Linked DNA regions of Mus musculus: region 1 is linked to region 2. Evidence: chromatin loops called from intact Hi-C (ENCODE). Cell type or tissue: heart. All regions are shown on one strand.

Region 1 (8,000 bases), 960 kb after region 2:
GAATAGAAATTTCCAGCTTCAGAATGATAAAACTTGTAGCTCTCTCTTCATTCCTAAGGGCCTTTTTCCTTAATGAAACAGAAGATAATATACTTTGGTCTTGTCTTTGATCCTCTTAATTATTTTGTTTTTTGTACATACAGAATTTTTATTTATATGCGGTGTGTGTGTGTGTGTGTGTGTGTGTGTGTGTGTGTGTTTGGTACATGTACATGAGGTTGCCCATGGAGGCCAGAAAGGGCATCAGATCCTGTGGTGGTCTGCTGTAAGCCCTTCACTTATCCTGGAACTTGCCCTGACGTGTAACCAGCAGTTCTCTGAGATTCCCTTGTTTCTGGCACCTCAGCTCTGTAATTACAGTGCCAGTCTTTTGTTTGTCAGTGTTGTTAATGATGTTTGTTTGTTTTTAAAACTTTTAATGCGTCAATCCAAGCAGTGTACTCACCTATGTCTCTAATCTCCACAACTTTGTGCTTGTTTGATGTTGTTCTACATCCCCCTCTTTCCATTGTGGCTTTTCTTGGGCACTTCTATTGCCCCTGGAGATTTTGGTAATAGATATTAGATCTGAGAGTTGTGGCTTGTATGATTCGAGAGCCCACACAGAGCAGTTTGGGGGTCTCCTATGTTAGTGAGGTAAATTTCTGTGTAAATAAATGCTCAGGATTTGCAACTGAAGAAAATAAAGCATGATTTGAACCTTATCATTCTGTAAAATCAATATTGATGGGAAAATTTATTGGTACAAGGGCTTTCCTGTTACCAGTGAATCATATAAACAATAAAGATTTTGATGCCATGATTTATATGCTGTATGTTTTGAAAAATGTTGAAAAGAAATGGACTGTTTGGTCCTGAAAGTTCTGTTTGAAGCCATGGAAGTATTATAGCTCTCTTTGTACCATTATTTCATGTTCTGTCCCACTGCATGAAAGCACAAAGCAGGAAACATCACAGTGTTTGTCAGAAGCTGCGTAGGGCTGCGATCCTAGGATTTTAGTGCTAGCATTGTTTGTTGGCTCAAGGTTCCCTAGCTCTTAAAAACAAACAGAAAAACAGATTCGTGTGTGTGTGTGTGTGTGTGTGTGTGTGTGTGTGTGTGTGTGTTTCTCTGTGAGTGTATGTCACTATTGTGCAGGTATTCAGGTAGGTTAGAAGAGGGTGGGTGTTGTGTCCTGAAGCATGAGTCATAGGTATTTGTGAACTGCTCTGTATAGGTACTCAGAGCTGAACTCACATCCTCTGAAATAGCGACTCTTTAACTGTTTTACCTTCTTTCCAGGGTTAATTTTTTTAAAAAGTATTATAAGGGATGTGAGCTGTTGAAACAGAATGATGGAAAATACCATCCTCAACTCATTTCTGTTGCTGTGATGTAATAGTTTAATATATAATAACTTTGGAGATAGAGGGCTTATTTGGCTCTCAGTTCCATCTCACAGTCAGTCAGTTTGTAGAAGTCAAGGCAGGAATTCAAATGGAACTGGTTACGTTACATACTCTGTCAGCATCAGAGAAAAATAGATGATACAGTGGGCTAGGTCTTTCCTCTGTAGTTAGTATAATCAAGAGAATCCCCCATAGGCATGTCCACTGTATAGTCTAATCCAGAGGTCCCTTATGGAGACTGTCTCTCTGGTTGGTACTAGGGCATGTTCTATAGAGACTACTTTAAACTCATTTGTAGAGATACTTACAGACAATGGGATACTTTGTAGTCATTATAGTCAGTGAAGTAGAATGTATCAGTCTTGGCTTTTGTATTCTGTAGATTACAGAGATAGTTTTTTTTTTTTTTTTTTTGGTGGGAGAGAAGGGCTGGAAAGAGGAACCTGGTACCAGTCATTCCTCACTGCTGGGGCCTATTTTGCTAATCAGATTATTGCCCCCTTTGAGTTTGTGGTTACAGCAGAATGTGCTTGTTCCGTGCCTCTAACATCGTGTCAAACAAACACAAAGGCTGGAATTCTTAAAACTCCTTTTCTTTTCACTATTAGCTCAATTTTAAAAACCAAAACTAACTAAGCTCTGTTAGTTTCAAGAATTTCAGTTGCAGCTGCCATTAAATGTGTAACATATGATACAGCATATGTGCTTTATAGTGATCGTCCAGTGTGGCGTCACTATGGTGTGCCTATGACTGCACATAAGCAACCACTGTGGATCCTTGTAAATGTGTGGGACTGAAAACCCCTAATACAATGAAACATGATGCTGTGTGTGCAGAGACTAGAAGCCTGTTTCTGAGAATAGATTAAATAGGACTTCATACCACCACTTACCTGTCACCATACCTGTTGACATTGATCTGATGGTTCCAATGCAAAGATTTTTAAATGTAAATAACACAAACTAACTCCTTGCTTAGAGTAATTCATGGTGATGAGCTACAACTAATTATTCGTGTATTTTATTTCTTTCAATCACTAAAATTTTCACTCAGTAAATGGTGAAACTTGTGTATCCATTCATTTGGCTTTCTGAAGTCCTTTCCTGTACCCCACTGATATAGACTGAGTAAGATGGTCAGAAATGGTCAGAACCCCTTTCTGTTACTGCTCCAATGGCCGTGGGGTGACATGGTGCTGCTGGTTATGGAGGTTCACTGACAACTCCTGGTAGAGCTCACTTCCTTCAGAAGGGTCCCCATGCATTGTTATGATGAGAGAGGTTGGGGGTGCTTGCTCCATTTTCTAGGGCTTCATCCTTAATTACTTTGTAATGACTTAAAGTAAGTAAATTGTAAAATGCTCTTTGAACTGTTGTTGGATGATAGCTATGTCCAAATTTTTCCACTTATCTTCCTTGAGGTTTTTGTAATGCCATATATCTTTCTTGGGTGACTTTCCTTACAGATGTGTTTGTGATTCCAGGTGAGAATTTGTGAGCTACAACCATTATACTAAACCTCTAGCTTTGTCATCTGAGGCCAAGAGTTGTATGTGGTTTGCTCGTGTCTTATTCATTTGTGAGGATTTCCCCTTATCCTATACATTCATAAGTATTTATTTTTGATATTGTCTTTTTATGATGTTCTTTGTGAGTAGTAATAATTTTGTAAATTGAGAACTTTAGTTTTTTTATATAAATTATAGACAAATATTCAAAACAGGATCCATTGTGATTGCCTGGAAAAAAAATGCCTATCTTCTGGTTTAATTTTTAGGCTTTGGTGGTTTACTTTGTTGATTGGTTTGTTTGTTTAATTGTCAATTAAGATATGGAAATTTGAATGGAGTAGAATATAAAACCTTTGGGTTCCTTGGTGAGTGTTGACTGATCCGAAGGATGCCAAAGATGCAGCCAGGGGGATGTCTGATGCTCTTGAGGTCAAACCATGCCTTCTGTGGGTCTTTGGGTGTGTGCATCATCCCAGTTTTAGTCATGTTCTGGTAAAATATCATGAGGAATTGAAACTTAGTGAGGACAGGGCTTAAGTTGGTTTCAGGTTATAGTCCATCATGGCAAAGAAGTTAAGGCAGTAGGAATAACTAGCTGGTCACAATACAGCTATCATTAGTTGCTGAGGGAAATGAATATTCACATGCTGTTGTATTCTGCTCATCCTGTTTGCACCCTGGTGCTCTAGAGCCAACACCCAGGGAAGGGTGCTACACAGAGTGGCTTCGGTCTTTCTGCTTCATTTTAGAACACAATCAACACAACTGCCCACAGACATGACCTCAGAGCAACCTGAGCTAGACAGTCCCTCCTTGTGACACATTTCCAAGCTAGTTCTAGATTGTGCCTCCTTGACAATTAAAGCTGCCCATTGCATTCACACAGTTTCCTCATGGTTTGAACTCTGACCAGCCTGTTACCTACTAGCTCATCCTTCCTCCTTCTCTCCTTACTTCTCTCCCTCCCTCCTTTTAGAGATATTTATTGGAGCAATTCAATTTTGTTTTATTATTCTTTACCTATGTTAAGCAGGTCATTTCTTTGCTCTTTAAAGGAAACTGTTTTCTGTATTGTAAAACAGGTGACACAGAATGGACTTAGATATTAAGTGATAATTTTCTAGGACTTTAAATATAAGTATGTTGCCTAAGTCTTAGTTCTAGGTGTGCTGGAGGCGGGGCATTTTTCATGGTCCTGTCTGTCTCTCTCTGCTTCATTTCTGAAGGGGTAGTTTTGCCTGTGGCATCTCAGAAGTGCTTAATTTAGGAGTGTAATGTTCAGTTGCTTGTGTTTCAAAACTGTCATAGAAAGTGCTTCAGTCCTTACAGACCTCCACACTTCCTGAGGGCATCTTTGAATCAGAGTGTGGCATCTTTTGGAGCCTGGTTAGAATTCCTCCTGAATTGTTAATGAAGTTGTGAAAGAGTTTTGGCATGTTTGCACCAGTATAACCTTTCAGGTTTTCAGTACAGTGCATTTTCTATTATATTCTCTGCCCCATGGTGTTGGTTTCTTACTCATAACCAACATGATTGCTTGAAGATTTGTTTAAGCAGAAAAAGTAATGGAGGAAGTGAATTTTTACATATTTAAAGAATAAGTTAAGTCATAATTGAAAGTGTTTAAAGTAGGCTTTAGACTTTGTTATTTCAGATACTCACCAAATACAGACTAAGTGTTAAGCAGAGTCAGCTGTGTTGTCCATACCCTGTTCTGTTCCTGCTCACAAGAGCCATGTCGTGTCTTTCTGTCCCTGCCCTTCTCCTTCTGCCTCCTGTTCTCTTACTCCTCTCATCTCAAAGCTCTCTGTCTCTCCCTCCCCTCTACCCTCTTCCCCACCAGGACTAATACATTACTTTTGAGCCAAACATTTCTTGAATGCCATATTTATACCAATTTTGCCCTTTTCAGTAAAATAAAGTTATTGTTAAGTTTTCTTGTGATATAGTTAGTGTCTATAATGGCATCACAGAGAAGAGAGATACACCTTCAGTTTCGTAGAAAAGATTGTATGGAGCTTTTATAGGTTTCTTTTTTAGTGTTAGTTAGACTTTTATCAGTGAGTCTCCATGGGCTGGAGTGTTTGGTTTGGGTTGGTTTGGTTTCGTCTTAGTTGGTGGTGGAGAGTGAGAAAATATCACATAAGCAGTCAGATAATTCTGTTGTGAACTCTTCCTGCAGCCCGTTTGGCTTTTGGTCATGTATAATTTATGCTTCTGATGAATTTGTCCATTTCATCGGAGCATTCATTTTTTGACTCAGTTATCTGTATAATATCCCTTTATTGTTTAAACAGCTATCCCGAGCAGGGTGATCTGCACTCATTATTGTTAGCATCGGACTTTGTTTGTCTATATCTGTTTCCTCTGCTCTCCCTGCATGTGAGTATGAATAGGCATTTATCAGTTTTTACCAATTTTCTCAAAGAAACAGCTTTGCTTTCATTGATTTTTCTGTGCTGTTTTATTTTTCATTGATTTCCTTCTTTCTGTTTATCTAGGGTTTACTCTGCTCATATTTTTGCTTTCTTTCTCTCTTTCTTTCTTCCTTCCTTTCTTTCTTTCTTTCTTTCATTCTTTCTTTGATGTGAGAACGAATTAATGTTTATTTTGTTGTTTCTTTCTTTTTCTTTTTGGTTTTATGAGACAGGGTTTTTCTGTGTAACAGCTCTCGCTGTCCTGGAACTAGCTCTATAGACCAGGATGGTCTCAAATGTGGGGAGATCTACCAGCCTCTGCCTCCTGGGCGTTGGGATTAAAGGCATGTGCTACTTCACCCAGCTTTGTATTCTTGATGGCCTATGATTTATGACCCTCCTGCCTTCGTCCTTGAGTCCTGGGGTTCCATAAGCACATGGCCAACCAATGCTGCTGTGTATCAGGGTTAGTTTAAAGGAGAAGCTGGAATCATCTTTCCTAATATAGGCATATAAATTTACCGTATAAATGTACCCCATAATACTACTTTAGCAGTACCCCACAAACTCTTAATATGTTTTCATTTTCTATGCAAAATACTTTTTAGCTCCTTTTTATGATACTTTTTTTTTATTTGTGGGCTTCAACCTATATAGACCCTGTGATTGCTAGCTCCTTTTTATGATACTTTTTTTTTATTTGTGGGCTTCAACCTATATAGACCCTGTGATTGCTTGCATGATTTATGGCACTTCACATCCAACATGGATTGTCATTCAATTTATCGTCATAATACAGTTTGCCTATGTAGGTGATCCCTGTGCATTGACCAAGTCATTATTCCCAGTGGCTGAGTAGAGTGTATTACACATACCTGTCTGGTCAAGCTGTTCATTTTGATCTCTAGTTGCATTATAACCTGAGTGAGTGTTTTCTGCTTGCTTGAGAGAAAGGAGATTGATTCATGTTTCTGACTGTAATTTAGTTTTAATCCTTCTCTTTATCTGATGTCTCTGTTGTTAGGCACATAAACATTAAAGATTGTTATGTTGTGTCGATTGATGAATGTGTGTTATTATTATTAAATAGATGTCTTTATCCCTGGCTGTAGTCTGAAATATAGTTTTAAAAAAATGTGTGTCCATAAAGCCCTATTTTACTTACTATTCCTACCTTTTAAATAGATTTTTTGGTCATTTTAAAAAACAATGTGCGTGTTGCTATGTGCATGGCTGGGGAAGCACGTGGGAATAGGGCAGGTGCCTTCGGAGGCTAGAAAAGTGTGTTTGGTCCTGATGGTTTGAGCTCGGGTTGTGAGCATTTGAAAGACACACGAATGTGGCAGATTTCCAGCCCCTTCCCTCTGTCTTTTCATAGGAGTGCTGTCCATTGAGAAGGTCAATTTCAAGTCTGCCGGGCTGGCACTGGTTTTATATTGATGATAGCTTTCCGTGTGTGTGTGTGTGTGTGTGTGTGTGTGTGTTGTATCTTTAGCTTGTAAGAGCTTTTCAAGTGATACATGACTTCATATATGGTGTATGAATGATAAACTTAGCATTCCATTCTGTTCTTGGCTTGCATTTCTTCCATCCTAACTTTTATAGTGTACATTTCATAGTGTACATTTATATATGTTAAACAGACAGCAATTTGTTTCTGTTGTTTATATTTTACCAGTAAATTTTTTAAAGCGATTTTCAATCAGGAAATATTGATTAGACCAAACAAGCCAAATGGTTAGTTACTGTGTCTTTCGTTTGATTAAGTCGGACTGACAGTGGAGCTATTCCTGTTAACCAAAGGACTTCCTTCTAGTATTTCTTGTTGAGATAGTCTAGTATATGGCAAACGATATATATGATCTAAGGACACTCAGGTGCAGAGGTTGTTTTCTGTTGATAAATAGGCTCTCTCTCTCTCTCTCTCTGTATTTGTCTGTGTTTGCACATGCATTCGTGCATGCACTTTAAATGTGCTGATATGCTGTCTTCTCTCAGTTATTTCCCACAAGACATTTGATGCCACCTAAATTCTTCTTAACCATAGCAAGGATTTTCTCTGCCACTCAGAGTTTTTAATCCCTGCATTTAGAGCACTTGACTGCAGTGAGTTTTAGTATAGTTTTATACATGTTTCTTCTAGTTTGTATTTGTTGAGTTATTTTATTCTATGGGGGCATAATTTTTATGTTGATAAATTTTGGGTCATTATTTCCTCAAAGATTTATTTTATTTTGTGAGTGTATGTGTGTGTACATGATTATGGGTACGCGTGTGTACATGAGTGTATATGTGCATGGGTGTAGGTGCCTTCAGAAGAAGATGAGGTTAGATACCCCAGAACTTTCATTACAAGCTGTTGTGAGCCACCCAATCGGGGTACTGGAATTGAACTGGAATCTATTAGAAGGGGTGCAAGAGCTCTTAACCACTTAGCCATCTCTCTAGTCTGTCTTTGACGTTTTTTTAAAGAGAGAATTCATCTTTATTTTACCTTCAATGGAATTCTAGTTCTGAGATATCAAACTATTTGTCATCTTGTATTTAAGTGTGTGTGTGTGTGTGTGTGTGTGTGTGTGTTAGTGTGTGTGTAAGTGATAGAGAGATGGAGAGTGTGTGTGTGTCCTTTTGGATAGTTCTTTGGCTTAGCCTCATGCTTACTGATCTCGTTTTCTCCTATGTG
Region 2 (8,000 bases):
TATTAGCCATGTAGGGCCTTCCAGAGATGCATCTTTCTTGACTTACTACCCACAGTAGGATGGGTTTTTCACTATTGTGTCTTCCAGTGACTTCTCTCTGCCCTGTAAGTAACCCTTTACCCAAACTCCTAAAAATAATCCCAATAAAATAATTGGTTCATCAAGTTGGATTTTGTTAGAATTTTTCCTTTAGTCTATATTGTTTGCACCCTGGCCAGATTGAGAAGGGGTCTCCCCGGGAGAAGGCACACAATAGTTATCAATCAATGCTCCTTTCAGCACAGTTCCAGGGAACCCAATTCTCGACCTGCTTGCGTAGCCGATGCTTTTTCTGCTAAGGATGTCCTTTCTGTGTCATCCAGGCTAGCTACAGGGTTACGGCTCTAACAATGCGCATTTCCTCCTAATTAGAACATCATCATTATTTCAGAATACTTGAGATGAAAACATTCTGTTGCATTGGAAACACATTTGCATAATCATAAGAAGCTTCCACATTACATTTGTCGTGGCAAAGAAAGAGGAGCCGTTAGCACCTTTAAATACATTTCAACTGCAGTGGATTTGTGAATGGTTGTAGAACATGGTTTTTAAAATTTATCACTTACCAGTGTGGAAGAAAATTTTTTTACTGATGTCAACTATTAAAAATTTGAGAACTGGGGGCATGGCTCAGCGATAGAGTCTCTTCTGCTTAGACTACTCCAGAGAGTAACTAGGGCTTGACTTACAGGTAGAGCCCCTGCCTAGAATCTCATAGTCAGTAGTTGGGGGCGTGGCTCAGAAGGAGAAGACAAAATTCTGCGTTCAGTTCTCAGCACCAGCAACCAAAACACAATATGATGAAAAATGCAATAGGAAAATCAAGGTGAAATTCTAAAAATATCCAAATAATCTTTTGCACCATTATCTCCCACTGGTAAAATTGAACAAAAGGAAAAACAAAGTAGCAGAACAGAATAAATTTTTGGGGGGGGGGGAAAGAGTAAAATGGTAGCTGTTTACCCCTCAAGCCCTGGGTTCTGTCTTTATCATCACCATTACTGTCATTATCATGACAATCATCATTAGCAACAACAACAACCACATAATTAGCCACCCTGAATTACCTGATATTTGTGGGATGGTGCTAGATTATTACAAGGCACAATGTATCCTTGCCAGACTGAATACAATGGAATAAATATAGGATAATAACTTCAAATCTTTGAGGTAGGATAATGCACATTTGTAATCTCAGCACTCAAAGGCTAAGACAGGTTGATCACACTGAGTTCAAGTTCAAGGCAAGACTAAGCTACATTGGGAATTTCAGGTCATCTTTGACTAGAGAGAAGACCCTGGTTAAAATAAACAAATAAACAAGACACAACAAAAATAGTAAACTCTGGTGAGGCACATCTATAATCCCAATACTTAGGAGACTGAGGAAAGGGAATCTGGAGTTTGAGGCCAGCCTGGGCTATATGGTAACACTGTGTGTCGAAAATAAATAAATAAATAAATAAATGAATAAATCAAAAGAACAGTGACAACAAAAACAGACCAACAAATAAAACTATTGAAGCCCAGCTAAGTATTCACCAAAGTCTTATGGAATTGAACTAAAATGATAATAACACAATATCCAGAGAAATGTTTGAAAAAGTAGCAACCTATTTATAAACAATCCATGCATCAAAAGACTACAAAAAATAAAAATAAAAATAATCTGAGCTGAGTCACAATGGAAGTTCAACACAATAAAAAAAAAATCAGCCATGATAGAGTTTAATGAGTTTTCTTATTTGTAGATTATGTGTTCACAGGGAACAGGGACGGAGTTTGTATCCATGAGTGCAGGTGCACGTAACAACCAGAAGCAGGTGTTTGGTCCCCTGGACCTTGAGTTTCAAATGGTGGTGTGTTGCTTGAGACCCAGACCAAGATCCTTGGGGATGGGAGTAAGAAGGTACAGAGTCAACAACACCAACTCAGGGAGTCAGGCAAGTGGCAAAAGCAGACTTGTTTATTGCATGAACTGAGCAAACCTTTATAACCCCTCCCAGCATCTCACTGGCTCTCAATTAACCAGATATGGTGCTGTCTCTTTCTCATTGGCTCTCATGGAAATGTCTACTTTTTAGTCGTCATTAAGTTAATGAATATGGGAAAACCCAGTCCATTATGGGCAGCACCATTCTCTAGGCAGAGTGTTCTAAGCTATATAAGGGTGGAGAAATATAGCTGAGTATAAGCAAGCAATAACATAAGAGTGTATGCACTCATATTTCAGTTTTTGGCTGTGTGTGTGATATAACTATTTGCAATTCCTGCCATGATGAATATAAGAGAAACCCCTCTTGCCCTAATTTGGGCTTTTGTTTATTTGTTTTTGTTTTGTTTTGGTCAAGGCATTTTATTACAACAGCAGAAATGAAACTTGAACACCTTCAATTTTTAAGTAATTTGTGCTTTGTATTCCTACTTGAATTTTCAAAATTCACAGATACTCACTCTGCCACTCTATATCCATCCACAGCCAAGACTGGCATGAAAAGACTTGTACACATAGCATCTAAGCAGTTCTGTAAAATGCTTTTCACACTTAATCAAAAACATCTCTCTCTCTCTCTCTCTCTCTCTCTCTCTCTCTCTCTCTCTCTCTCTCACACACACACACACACACACTATATTTTGGTGACTATGACACTTTTTTCCCAAGATCATGATTTACTTTATCCCAAAACCTGTTAGCATTCTAACATCCCTAACTACCAGCCAATTTTCACACTGTTCAGTGGAGACTCTGAACATCATAACATGAACATTCACTATGGTGCATCTATTTGGAAGAATTGAAAAGTTGTTATACAAAATAAAATGTTGTATAAACAAAACAAGGTGTATACTTTTGCACATTTGAAGTAATTTCAATAAGAAGAACCTTTAGGGTGTTCCTGGATGGTGGTGTTCCAATGCTCAACTGTACTCCACTATCCAGCATCTAATCTAGGGAGAAACTAGTTATCTCTATTTTCCAAATTCTGATTTAAACAAGTGGGTTAACACAGTCAACTGTCAACCAACTCACTGAGAAATCATGGAAGAAAGTTTTCCTAGAAAAATGTAGAGTTTTATTCAGTGCCTAGATATACCTCATAAATTTTATTGCCGCGTCAATATTGGGGAAGTTATAATCATATGTTTACAAGCCAAAATGAGGTTAGGGAAATAGGTGTGCTATGAAAGTTGGCAACTGAGAACAGCTAGACAAGTTATGTTGGGTGTCCAGACACTAGTGAATGGAGCAGAGAAACCAAGGGCAGAGAATTTAACCAGAATAACAAAGTAAAACAATACAGTATCTCTGAGGCACTGTCACACAGCTAATGATATTAGTTAGGAATTCCTTGGCAATGAGACTTCTAGCTAGAACTTTGCGGGTTACTGACCTCGTGCAAACATGCATGGGCACACACAAAAACAATGTAAAATACACATAAATAAAATAAGCTATAGAATGACAAAAGTCTATAAAATAAGAGTTAAACTAGAAGTTATCCCATGAGCAGAGCATACATAACTCTTTGTTAATTGCAAGATCTACTATCTAGTTTTTTCCACACCTCAGTTTTATAGCACTCAGATAAAATAGAAACTTATAAATGTATTTCATGGTCTGTGCAGGCTACTGAAAGTAATAGCCAAATGGAAGTACTTTCTGTTGTTGTTGGGTTTTTTTTTCTTTTCAGTGAGCTAATACTATCTAATGGAAGCAAACAACTCAGACCTCATTTTCCCTCTGAAGCCATGTGATTTTCCTTCACCTTACTGTAGCACTGCCTGTTGAATTGCAACTTCTGTTTACAAAAGATCTATCTTCCCACATAATGATGTAAATACAAGAAACCATGCCGTCTCCTCTCAATCCATAAGCTCCATTTTTCTTCTCAGAGGCACAACATAAAATTGCCATCTCAATGACAGAGTCGATAATTGTTTAATTCATGCAGAACACCCTGCCCTCATTGAAAAGCCAGCGGCAAGCAGTTCTTGGCCACTCCAAACAACAGGAGCCTCCTGGGTACAGTGACACAGTCAATTGATTTCACTGTAGATACAGAACTCATGGAGGTGACAGGTAAGTAAGGAAGAGTGGAATTTCACAGCTGCCTCTTGTACAGTGTGTTTGTAAACAGAGCTGTGAGAGAGATCAATTAAAAGAAAGCAAACTCAAAAAGAAGGAAGGGGAACTGGAGCAATGGCTCCAGTCAGAGTGGGAGCTGCTCTTGCCAACATCTGGAATTGGAATCTCAGCACCCATATCAGGCAGCTTACACCCATCTGTAATTCTAGTCCCAGGGATCTAACATCTAACATCCCCTTCTGGCCTCCAGAGTGCTTGCATTCACAAGCAATCACTTTCCCCCCTTAAATAGCAACGATTGCATGCACAATCTTGGCCATGGTTTGCTATCACAGCAATAGGAACCTTAGCTCACACACTTAGATCAGCTAAGTTAGCATGCTTTTATGTGGGAGGAGCCAGAAAAACAGCAAACAGATTATAGACATGCCTCTGTGACTACTAGATATGCTAATAGTGATTTTAGCGTGCCAAATTCTGCATGTCCTTGACCAGGGCTATGTCTCAGGTATGATAAAGAAACTCACAAGGCTAATCAATGTAGATATAAATTTAATAAAAATAGACAACCCTTTGCCTCTCTGCCTGTAGTATCAGGAACCAACCACAGAGGTGCTCCCTTGGTCCTGTCAACAATGCGAAGCACATATCCAGTGAACAAGTGAGTTTCATTTCTCTTGGTGACAACTTCAGGAGGTGTTGGATTAGAGTACTGGCAGCTAGAAATGTGCTCCTTACAATGGCAATGGTCATTCTGCCAATGCCTACAGGATTCTGGATCTTTATTTCCAGTCACTGCGGTATTAATTGTGTGGGGAAGTAGTCTAAATTTAAAGGGATTTGCTTGATGAAGATCATATGGAGAAATTAAGGCATTAGTGTCTTCTAGAGGAATGTTTTCGATTAACAAGGGACATTTTATTACTCAATTGCTATTACTACCCTTTGTCTCCATGAACCAAAGAAGTTTATAAGCAGGTGATGGGAGTGTTGGAGGTACACAGAATTATCATATTATGTACGACATGTAGACATGTGATGATGAACACATGTCGAGGGAATAATCCTGTTTAAATCTTTGCATAATATCAAAAGCTTTTTGATAAGAGCTTTTCTGATATTATTGATAGTGCTATTGATGTTGCTAGGATTTCTTTTAACTTTTGACCATGAAAGTGGCCTATTCAATCACCCTAATACACTTTGATTGGTCTTGCAGCTCCAGCTGGGGTAAACAAAAGTTCTGAGATACTAAAATGGACAGATAGGTAAGGGCATATAAGGATCCATATAGCCATTAGTGACAGACATAAATACATAGAGATGAGATTTGTTCTCTCAAGTAGAAGTTACTTCTAATAGAATTAAGGTACATTTGTTCCTGAGATTAGGGAAAATAATAGTGGCTTAAAGTCACACTTTGAGATTTTTGCTAAGAAATGTGGATTGAGTTTAGGATATCAAACTTATAGGTGTGCTTACTGATAATACACCTATCCAAAGGCATGCTATTCTTATTACATGGCTGACTCATTCCCATGTTTTGACTGATCAGTAGATAATACAAGAAGAAAATGGGACAGCTTAACTTCTTGTTACAGCAATAATTGGATAAGGGACATATGGACACCCATTAGTCCTTGAGATGCTCCTATTTTCACCTTATCAAAGTCATCAGGAAAATGGCAATGGCTCCCAGTCATACCTGCTGCAAATAAAGCAATGCAGGTTTGCCCTCACCCACAGCCACTCCTATAGCTTGGCCTCTTATTGTTGTAGATTATAATTATTTCTTTTTTGCTATCCCTTTAAGCTACAAGGATAAAAACAGCCTTTTTGTCCTTAAAAATAAGGAATCATTTGCGAGCTTTTCCACTGCAAGTTCCTTCCTCTAGGTATGATGAATAGCATCACCATGTGCCAGCAGTTTCTTATTCATCCATCCATCCATCCCCACATGACAAAATTATCCACAGGCTTGTATGACTCACTATATGAATAACATTCTTTTCACCTACAAGACAAAAATTCTTTAAAGTCATTATTTGATCTCCTGAGACAACTGGCTTAAATACTACTCCAAAATAAAGTGCCAAAGTCAACCCTTTCAATTTTTAGGCTTTATTGTGGTTTCTTGTACCAGCTGCCCTCAAAGGGTACAATTACAGGCACACTCCCTTAAAACACTTAATGATTTTCAAATTCCATTAAGAGATATTAATTAGATTAAACTATCTTTGGTGTATCTACAACAGACCTACAACCTCTTTTTGAGATCCTTAAATGTGGTACTGACCTTCCCCTCACAAAGGAGGCACATAAAGTCTTATCTCTGAATAAAATGGTGACACAGAATATGTAGACTATAAAAATTGACTACCATTTACCTGTGTGTTTATTTGTTTTAAATACACCTTTGCTTCCACCAGGTATTATGGCTCAACGGACTCTGCCCCTTGACATCATAAACGGATACACTTGCCATCTCAACCCACAGAGGTCTATTATTCCTCTATTAACTTCATTTCTTTTCTCATAAAAAAGAAACGTAACACAAAAGGTCAATTCAATTACTAGGGTGAGACCCAGATCTTATTTTTGTCTCTTTTGATATCTCACAAGTTATCTCTTTATGCTTTTGATCTACCATAAAAGACACCATTACACTCTACCGCAGGACAAACCTCACAAAGTAAACCTAGCAATAAGATTCCACAGTTCGGACAACACATCTCCTTTGCTGTTCCCACCATCTCCTCCTCCTACCCTCTGCCTGATGCCTGATGCCCTCACACTTTTTCTGACCATTCCTTCATCGGTAAAATAGCTTATTGATCCCAAAATAAACATCAATGGCATCAAACTAATTACTTCTCCACACAGCTGAGTAAATTACTGGCCATTTCTGTAACTCTTAAAATCGTAATAGATACTGAACCTAGACACACTTCTAAAACTTTCCAAACATGATTTTCATTTCAGAGTATTACACAGAAAACTGCCATTTTTTACAATCCAACAGAACAAGAGATTGTTAAAAGGACCAATGGACTGTTGAAATTATAGCTTCTAAAACTGAAGGAGGAATGCCTGCCCTCCCATCCCGAGACAGGTAAACTTCATGTTCTTATCTATAGGTGATGGTGACTGTTCCATGAAAGGACACTATACAAGATCTGCCTCTTGTTTTGGCCCTTACCTCACAGATTTTCTAAAGATCCACAGGATAACATGGGAAGGGGGAGTCTGAGACCTTCTTATTTGAGGCAGGGAGGCATGCATGCATAAGTCATGAAAATAGCTATGTTTGGGCTCCAAGAAAAAAGTGTCCAACCCTGGTCCAAGAGAGTCAATCTTCAGGTGAATGTCATAGGTCAATCAATGATTATTTAACCTACCACAAATGTAGATGGTACCATCCCTGACATCCCTGAAGATGTCTAATAAGGCAAGGTGTGAGCTAGTAGATTTTGGCTAACCCCTTTCCCCTGAAAATATTTTTATTATACTGTTCTCTGTCATCAGTGCTTTAGTGGGTTTTCCATATGGGCAGATTTATTGAATACATGTTCCCCAAACCCTTACAGTTCATCCTATCACTTTGATGTTTCTTGATTGAAATTTTAAATAACACTCCCTATTTTCCTTAACTCACAGGGTCCTTAGCTATATTCTCTTACAACTATATCAGTTTAGCTTTTCAATATCCGCTATGCATTGCTTCAAATAGCTTCTTTTGTTATCACCCAGGACTATAGACTTGACTGGCCTGTGTACCCAAGAAACAATATCACAAGGCTATGCTAAACTTTGTACCAGCTGCAGATATGAACCTGGGGTCCTTAGCAATGTTCTTTATACTCTGTGGTGG

Evidence for each region. A loop is a pair of places that touch in the nucleus more often than their neighbours do. Peaks named below come from ENCODE experiments on the same cell type or tissue, not always from the same donor. Only the 100,000 strongest peaks of a DNase experiment are listed, where the experiment ranks them.
Region 1: a loop joins it to region 2, with 4 times the contacts of the local background. A loop is called at or near these places in 2 of 42 quality-filtered maps.

Annotation. Positions count from the first base shown.
Region 1 is chr5:132,233,347-132,241,346 of GRCm38, reverse strand. All of the region lies in intron 2 of Auts2 (autism susceptibility candidate 2), which reads left to right. Among named protein-coding and RNA genes, the nearest start is that of Auts2, 310 kb to the left of the region's middle. In heart, no CTCF peak of the experiment used is centred here; no DNase peak of the experiment used is centred here.
Region 2 is chr5:133,196,803-133,204,802 of GRCm38, reverse strand. No RefSeq gene overlaps it. Among named protein-coding and RNA genes, the nearest start is that of Gm36667, 400 kb to the left of the region's middle. In heart, a CTCF peak has its summit at 4,738; no DNase peak of the experiment used is centred here.